Linked DNA regions of Homo sapiens: region 1 is linked to region 2. Evidence: chromatin contacts called from ENCODE POLR2A ChIA-PET data. All regions are on one chromosome and are shown on one strand. Each heading gives the region's core, a stretch centred on a gene start or an enhancer-like site at or near the end of the contact. The rest is flanking DNA. Distances are from core to core; before and after follow the strand shown.

Region 1 (4,032 bases), core at 718-3,217, 120 kb before region 2:
TTCTTGGGGAGGGGTAAGGAGACCCCAGTTGCTTGTCCTCAGGGAGCTCTCCATCTACTTGGGAACAAGAAAGAACTGGAATTCAGGAAGCACCAGAAACAGAAAATGACACAGATGACTTGAGTGTCATCTGGGTGTCACACTTGAGTGTCCTGGGCTGGGGAGCTGTTGACCACACCCAGAGAGGGCAGCACATGTGGCATGAGCCTTTTCTCCAGCAGCCCAGGAAGAAGGCACAAGGAACAACACTTTGTGGCAGGGGTAGCAAGTGGTACGCCAGATCCACACTATGTAAATGCCCTCGAGGGAATGTCCCTTATTCCACAGTAGGGATGCTGATACCCAGCGAGGAGAAGGGACAAAACCAGAACAAGAGCCGGCGCCTCCTGACTCCAGTTCCAGTCACTTGCCAAAGCTGCCCCTTGGGAGGGTTTGGCATTTGTGCATCGCAGTGCTGGAGTCTGGTGTTCCCCTTGGTAGGACAGGCTATGGGGACTGAGTCCTGGACCATGAGGCCAGGGCAGGGCCATGACACAGGCTGAGGGGGAGGCATGCAACCTACCCATCCAGGCCTCTCCCCAGCTGTTGCTGGGTCAGGTGCTGACAGACTTTCTCCCTGCTGAGCCCTCTGGCATGCTTGGAGCTCAGTGGTGATAATCCAGAACTTCTCTTCCCTTGGAGGGCTCTTGCATGGAGGCAGAGTTCTAGATAAGGACCTAGAGCTTTGCCCTTTCTTCCGGCCCACCCTCCTCCTTTCCTGGGGACTTAATGAAGAACACCAGGGACGGAAGTAGTCACTCTTGGGCAGGGACACTTGGCCGCCCTAATCAGCCTGCCTACTTCCTGCCCTGGCTCCTGCTCTGAGATTAAGAAAAACAACAACCTCTTAAATTTAGACAACTTCTTTGCCATACATGGGGGATGCTCACATACATGCCCTTATTAAAAATGTTTTTACCCAATCCTCACAATTTGGATGACAAATTATGATCCCCATTTTACAGATAAGGAAACTGAGGCTGAGCAAGATGAAAGATTTACCCTGGCCTTAGAATTAGTAAGTGTTCAGAGTTTGTTCGTGAACCTAAGTCTTTGTTTTTGTTTTGTTTTGCTTTGTTTTGAGACGGAATCTCGCTCTTGTTGCTTAGGCTGGAGTTCAATGGCAATGGTGTGATCTTGGCTCACTGCAACCTCTGCCTCCCGAGTTCAAGCGATTCTCCTGCCTCAGCCTCCCAAGTAGCTGGGATTACAGGCGCCCGCCACTGCGCCTGCCACCGCAACTGACAAATTTTGGTATTCTTAGTAGAGACGAGGTTTCGCAAGGTTGGCCAGGCTGGTCTCAAACTCCTGACCTCAGGTGATCCATTCGCCTCGACCTCTTGATGTGCTGGGATTACAGGCGTGAGCCACCGCATCTGCGCAAGTCTTTGGTTTTGTACTTTTTTATTCTTTATTTTTTAAAGGTCCTCTACCATTTCCAAGACATAGTCTTTCTCTGTTTCCCAGGCTGGAGTGCAGTGGCACGATCACGGCTCACTGCAACCTTGATCTCTTGGGCTCAAGCCATCCTCCCACCTCAGCCTCCTAAAATGCTGGGATTACAGGTGCATGCCACCATGCCTGGCCCCTCAAGTCTTCGGACTCCTAGCTTTCCCCTCCCTACTCCTATCCTTGAGCTCCTGTGAATGCCTAGAGGGAGTGTTATGTGATCGAAAACAGATGAGTGCTGAGATGTTCAAGCTGAATTTGAATCCCAGTTACATGGCTTACTTTTGCTGGACTAGTTACTCCACCCCTCTGGGCTTCAGTTTCCTTATCTGTAAAAGGAGATAATTATAGTAACCACCCATCAGGTTTGATGTGAGAATGACACAAAGCAGCCACATGTGAAGTACTTGGCACATAATAAGCAGAAAGCACTTAGTGAACCACAGCTGCTGTTTAATCACGGGTCCTGCTGGTGAGGCCACGTCTGTCCCGCAGCTCTCTGCACGTACCCTGTCTTGCTGCTGAGCCTCTGTTGCCTCCAGTGCCTTGCCCCGTGTCCTTGCTGGCTGCTGGGAGGATCAGATGAGATGGTGAAGGGCAAAGGGCATGAAGTATGCAGCTTTTTCTCTGCCGGGGTATGAATGACCACGCAAGACCCGGTGTGTTGGAAGTGAGGCTGCTCCTAAAATTTCATCATCTTCTCTGGACAGAAGTGAACTAAGAAAACCCCAAAGCATCCTCAGATATGTTAATACAACCTTCTGCATTCAAAAAGGAGGAAACTGTGGCCCAGAGAGGAGCAGGGACTTCCTCAAGGTCACACAGCAAGGCTGAGTGGAAGCTGGCCCAGAGCTCTTCCCACCTGGCCACATGATTCCTCTGTCTTCCTTCCCCCGAAGGGACTGACCCAGAGAGACCTGGAAATTGTTGCCCAATGTTTAAGGGCAATTACAGGATGGAAAAGCCATGTCTTAGCAGGAGTGGCCAGTGGAAGGATGAGTACCATGGTCAGGAGTCCATAGAACAATGTGGTTTTCCTGTACCCAGCATCACTGGTGGCCATGGGACAGTAGTGTGTACCCACTATGTTGCCCAGGCTTGTAGTATAAAGGACCAAGGCTGAGCATGGTGGCTCACACCTGTAATCCAGCACTTTGGAAGGCCAAGGTGGGCAGACCACCTGAGTTCAGGAGTTCGAGACCAGCCTGGCCAACATGGTGGAACCCCGTCTCTACTAAAAATACAAAAATTAGGCCGGGCTTGGTGGCTCACACCTGTAATCACAGCACTTTGGGAGGCCGAGTGGGCAGATCACGAGGTCAGGAGATTGAGACCATCCTGGCTTACACGGTTAAACCCCGTCTCTACTAAAAATACAAAAAATTAGCCAGGAGTGGCGGTGGGCACCTGTAGTCCCAGCTACTCGGAGGCTGAGGCAGGAGAATGGCGTGAACCCAGGAGGGGGAGCTTGCAGTGAGCCGAGATCGCACCACTGCACTCCAGCCTGGGCAACAGAGTGAGATTCCATCTCAAAAACAAAAACAAACAAAAAAAAAAAACAAAAAAAAAGGACCAAGGCCAAATGTGGTGGCTTACGCCTATAATGCCAGCACTTGGGGAGACTGAGGCAGGAGGATTGCTTGAGCCCAAGAATTCGAGACCAGCCTGGGCAACATGGCGAAAACCCATCTATATTAAAAATACAAAAAAATTAGCCAGATATGGTGGTGTGAGACTGTAGTCCCAACTACTTGAGACGCTGAAGTGAGAGAATCATCTGAGCCTGGGAGGTTGAGGCTGCAAGTGAGCCATGATAGCTCCACTGCACTCCAGCCTGGGTGACAAAGTGAGACCCCTTTTCAAAAAAAAAGAAAAAAAATAGGACCAAAGACTGAGAAGGTGAGAAGGGTCCACCCTTCCTCCCCTAGAGTCTGGGCCCAGCTCCCACCACTGCCCATAAAAGGAGCATAGTCAGACAAGGCAGATCTGGAGGATAAGATGAGGAAGATAAAAATCATTCTTTGAATGGTATGACTTAGAAAACCTAGGTCAAACTGGCTTCACCATAAGGGGAATTAACTGGATTCGAGGTGAGTCCTCAGGTGAGGGCTTCCTCCAGCAGCTCGAGTGGCGTCACTACGGTGTGGTTTAAAATCAGTCCATGCGTTCTTTGGCACTTCCTTTAAAAGGAATCCTAGTTATGCTTCCCTTGGCTGTGGGCTGGACATAGTGACTTGCTTCTAATGAATAGAAAAAAAGCAAAGATGATAGTGTGCAGGTTGTAGAAGGCACTGTGGCTTCCTTCTCTCTATCACACACACAATCATCATCATCATCATCGTCATCGTCATCGTCATCATCGCTCTGGGGAAAGCTAGCTGCTATGGAGAGCCCGCTTGGTGAGGCACTGAGACCTCCTGCCAATTGCCACATGAGTGCACCATCTTCAAAGTGGATCCTCCAGCCCCATCTTGGAAGTGGATGACTGCACCCCTAGCCAACATCTTAACTATAAACACATTAGAGACCCTGAGCCAGAACCAC
Region 2 (4,344 bases), core at 323-2,822:
TTTTAGACCTCTTTTCTAATTCATTCAAAACAAAATGCGCAACAGCAGCAGCAAGAACCAAACCACCCCTAAAGGAGCCATGGCCGGGAGGCGACTTGTAAGACCCCCGACCCCCGGCCCATGCATCTCTCCTTTAAGCTTTCCTCGCAACCACCCTGCTGTCGTAAGGCACTAAGTCTCCCAAAAGCTCGAACTGAGGTTTCCGAGTCACTTCATAGTCACCTACAAAAAGCAAGACTATGTAGATGTAGTTAATATCTATGCCATGAACAGGGCAACTGAAAACTTCTGAGAAAAAAAATTGGGGATGGGAGTGCAGGAAAAAATTCAACTCCAAATGAGTGCCAGCAATCTCTTTGGAACCAAGTGTGTTGACTTCCAGAACCAAGGCCAGGCCGGGCATGGTGGTTCAAGCCTGTAATCCCTGCACTTTGGGAGGCCGAAGTGGGAGGATCACTTGAGGCCAGGAGCTGGAGGCCAGCCTGGGCAACGTAGTGAGAACCCATCTCTACAAACGAAAAACAAACAAAAAAACCAAAAAAAAAAAAAAAAAAAAAAAAAAAAAACAAGGCCAGTGCCTTCTTAGAAACTCCAAAAATCTGAATTTATCCCTAATGGATCTTTCAGTGGTCTCGCTTTTGTTTCTCTGTCTCTTCCTCTGCCTTATCCAAGGGCTTGGCTAACCACAAAGTGTTTGTTATTAATGAGTTAAGGATGACAATTCTCTGGGAGTATCTGCATTTTAATATGAAATTCTAGGAAATCTAGTGCTCTATAATTTTAGCATGTGACATCCTTTTTATTTTTTATTTTTATTTTTATTTTTTTTGAGACGGAGTCTCACTCTGTCGCCCAGGCCTGGAGTGCAGTGGCGCAATCTTGGCTCACTGGAACCTCTACCTCCTGGATTCATGTGATGCTTCTTCCTCAGCCTCACGAGGAGCTGGGATCACAGGCATGCACCACCACGCCCAGCTAATTTTTTTGTGTGTGTGTGCTTTTAGTAGAGACAGGATTTCGTCATGTTAGCCAGGCTGGTCTTGAACTCCTGACCTCAGGTGATCCACCTGCCTCAGCCTCCCAAAGTGCTGGGATTACAGGTGTGAGCCACTGTGTCCTGTGTAACATCCTTTCTTTGAGTCCCAAGGTCTTGGTCTATGGGGCTCACTACCTCACCTACTTAACACGGCCATCTTGAAAACTCCAACAGAGAGGCCTGAGATGGGGGGCAAGAACCCTGGGCTGGAGTTAGGAATCCTGGGTTCTAGTCTCACCCCTGTTACTTACTTTCTGTGTGACCTGGGGCAGGCCACTTGTTCTGTCTGGACTGCAGTTTGCCCTCCTGCAAACTGAACAGCTGGGGACCAGGGACCTCCCTCTCTGGCCCCTTCCTCCTTGTGACTCTTCCAGCCTCTCACTTGGTTCAGGACACCCTCCCCGAGGCTTGTTTGCCTCCACACCCTCCATTCCAGAAGGAACACCCCTCCCCTTTCCTGCCAAGCCTGGGCCTGGCAGCCGCTGGACTCCAGAGAGGACAGGAGTTGGGGAAACAATCCCAGCCGTTCAAGCTGCCCACGGTGTGAGCTGGCCAGTGGCCAGTCACAATAGGCCCAAAGATACAGAGGGGCGTTTGTCTGGGGGACCTGCGGTGTCATTTAAACCTACACTCTCGTCTTGGCCTGCCGCCTGTCTTTTCTTCCCACCCTCTCAAGCAGCAGTGCCAGCCCCCAGCTTTGTCAGGAGGTGGGATGTGGATGCCGCACAGACCTAAGTGGCCTTTCTGTGGCTGGGAAACTGGACCAAGAAAGGCAGGTCGGGGGACAGGCAGGGGAGCCATCTGTGCAGGGTGGCAGTGGTGAGGGTGGAGGATGGGGACAGCGAGGGAGGGCAGGAGAAGCTCTGGACGGGGCAATGCGGCTGTGCAGAGAGGATCAGGATGAGGGAGCTAGTTCTGACTCCTTCACTAACTAGCCAAGTTACTGTGGGCAAGGCGCTTTCTTCTCCTCTCCAGGACTTAGTTTCCTCATTTTTTTTTTTTTTTTTTTTTTTTTTGAGAGTGCAATGGTGCGATCTCGGCTCATTGCAACCTCCGCCTCCTGGGTTCAAGCAATTCTCCTGCCTTAGCCTCCCAAGTAGCTGGAATTACAGGCACATGCCACCACGCCCGGCTAATTTTGTATTTTTAGCAGAGACGGGGTTTCACCATGCTGGTCAGGCTGGTCTCAAACTCCTGACCTCAGGTGATCCAGCCGCCTCGGCCTCTCAAAGTACTGGGATTACAGGCATGAGCCACCACGCCCGGGCAGTTTTCTCAGTTTTAAAACGGGGCAATTGCTCCTAATCTGTGAGGACTGGGTTAAATACAGTGATGAGCTTGCAAATGCCAAGTGTGGCTTGGCGAAGACAAGGGTTTGGGCTCAGATGGACCTAGGTTCAGATTCTGCCTCTGTCACCTTTAAAATCACTGTTGTAGACAAATTATTCACCCTCCAGGAGCCTCATTTCCTCATCTGGATTGTAAGGATCAAATAAGAGCTGACAGAAAGCACCCTGCCCAATAAACCTGTCTGAACGAATGAAGACTCAGTCGGGTGCATTATGACTTCTGTGGGGCTCTCCCAGCGTAATACATTTTCGTGGGCTCTAAAAATTTTATTTTTTTTCCAACCCGAGGGAAAAAAACTGAAACTTTTTTGCTGCTCTAAAAGTTCTTTCCCCTGCTTGATTTTAAAGAAATTAAAACATCTTTTTTTATCTGAGACAAAGTCTCACTCTGTCGCCCAGGCTGGAGTGCAGTGGCACGATCTCGGGTCACTGCAACCTCCGCCTCCCAGAAATTAAAACATCTTAATGGGCCCTTAAAAGTATTATGGGCCTTGGCCAGGTGTGGTGGCTTATGCTTGTAATCCCAGCACTTTGGGAGGCCAAGGCTGGCGGATCACCTGAGGTCAGGAGTTCAAGACCAGCCTGGCCAACATGTTGAAACCGCATCTCTACAAACAAAAATTAGCCAGGCATGATGGTGGTGCCTGTAATCCCAGCTACTTGGGAGGCTGAGGCGGGAGAATTGCTTGAACCCGGGAGGCAGTGGGTGCAGTGAGCCGAGATCATGCCATTGCACTCCAGACTGGGCGACAGTGTGAGACTCCGTCTCAAAAAAAAAAAAAAAAAAAGTATTGCGGGCCTTGTCTACTGTGCCTCGTGCTCCTGGTACTGCTGGTTCAGGGTTCTCTCAGAGCTGACCTGTCCTGGACACCGTCTCCAGTGTCTACTGGGCCCCTGATGTTGTCTCTGAAGAATCTGCTGTGGAGCTCAGAGTCCTGGGACATGGTATATGTCGGAGTTCTCCAGAGAGACAGGATCAATGTGTTATACAGATACAGAAGAGGGGACTTACTAAGGGAATGGGCTTATGCAATCGTGGAGGCTGCGAAGTCCGGTGACAGGCTATCTGCAAGCTGAAGACCTTGGGACATCAGGAGCGTGGCTCAGTCCAAGCCCGAAGGCCTCAGCACCAGGGACACTGATGATATAACTCTCAGTCCCGTTGGCCGGGCGCGGTGGCTCATGCCTGTAATCCCAGCACTTTGCGAGGCCGAGGTGGGCAGATAACTTGAGGTCAGGAGTTTGAGACCAGCCTGGCCAACATGGTGAAACCCCGTCTCTACTAAAAGTACAAAAATTAGCTGGGCATGGTGGCACGCACCTGTAATTCCAGCTACTCAGCAGTCTGAGGCAGGAGAATCACTTCAACCCAGGAAGCAGAGGTTGCAGTGAGCCAAGATTCCACTGCACTCCAGCCTGGGCAACAGAGCAAGACTCCGTCTAAAAAAAAAAAACCCCTCTCAGTCCCAGACTGAAGGCTTAAGCACCTGGGGGCCGCTGTGTGGGTCCTGGAGTCCAAGGGCCAGGGGGCCTGGAGTTCTGCTGTCCAACACAGGAGATGAGCGTATCCCAGCTCCAGGAGCTAGACTGACATATTCCCCCTTTTTTCTGTTTTTTTTTTTTTTTTTTTGTCCTCTCTGGGTCCCCAGCAGAGTGCATGGTGCCGCCCACACTGGGAGCGGATCTTCCCCGTCTAGTCCACTCAGACTCGCTCGCTAATCTCCTCTGGAAACACCATCACAGACACACCCCAAAATAATGCTTTACTAGGTTTCTAGGTTTCTTTTCTAATTTTAATTATATTTTTTCTGGAGATGGGGTTTTACTATGTTGCCCAGGCTGGTCTCGAACTCCTGGGCTCAAGAGAGCCTCCTGCTTCGGCCTTCCAAAGTTCTGGGATTATAGGTGTGAGCCGCTGCACCTGGCCGGTTTCTAGGTTTCTCAGTCCAGTCAAGTTTT

Evidence for each region. ChIA-PET counts read pairs that join two places held with the same protein, here RNA polymerase II (POLR2A).
Region 1: POLR2A ChIA-PET joins it to region 2 with 14 read pairs in Caco-2. The contact joins two enhancer-like sites. POLR2A ChIA-PET finds 5 or more read pairs at or near these places in 4 of 52 experiments (B cell, Caco-2 and activated T-cell).

Annotation. Positions count from the first base shown.
Region 1 is chr1:24,692,369-24,696,400 of GRCh38, reverse strand. No RefSeq gene overlaps it. Among named protein-coding and RNA genes, the nearest start is that of CLIC4, 51 kb to the left of the region's middle. RefSeq lists a silencer at 777-896. Within about 2 kb of position 1,967, at least 14 of the 41 ENCODE cell types and tissues checked have a DNase peak (open chromatin) inside an H3K27ac peak, as active enhancers do.
Region 2 is chr1:24,573,624-24,577,967 of GRCh38, reverse strand. The region is part of intron 1 of NCMAP (non-compact myelin associated protein); the gene reads right to left. Among named protein-coding and RNA genes, the nearest start is that of NCMAP, 20 kb to the right of the region's middle. Within about 2 kb of position 1,572, at least 3 of the 41 ENCODE cell types and tissues checked have a DNase peak (open chromatin) inside an H3K27ac peak, as active enhancers do.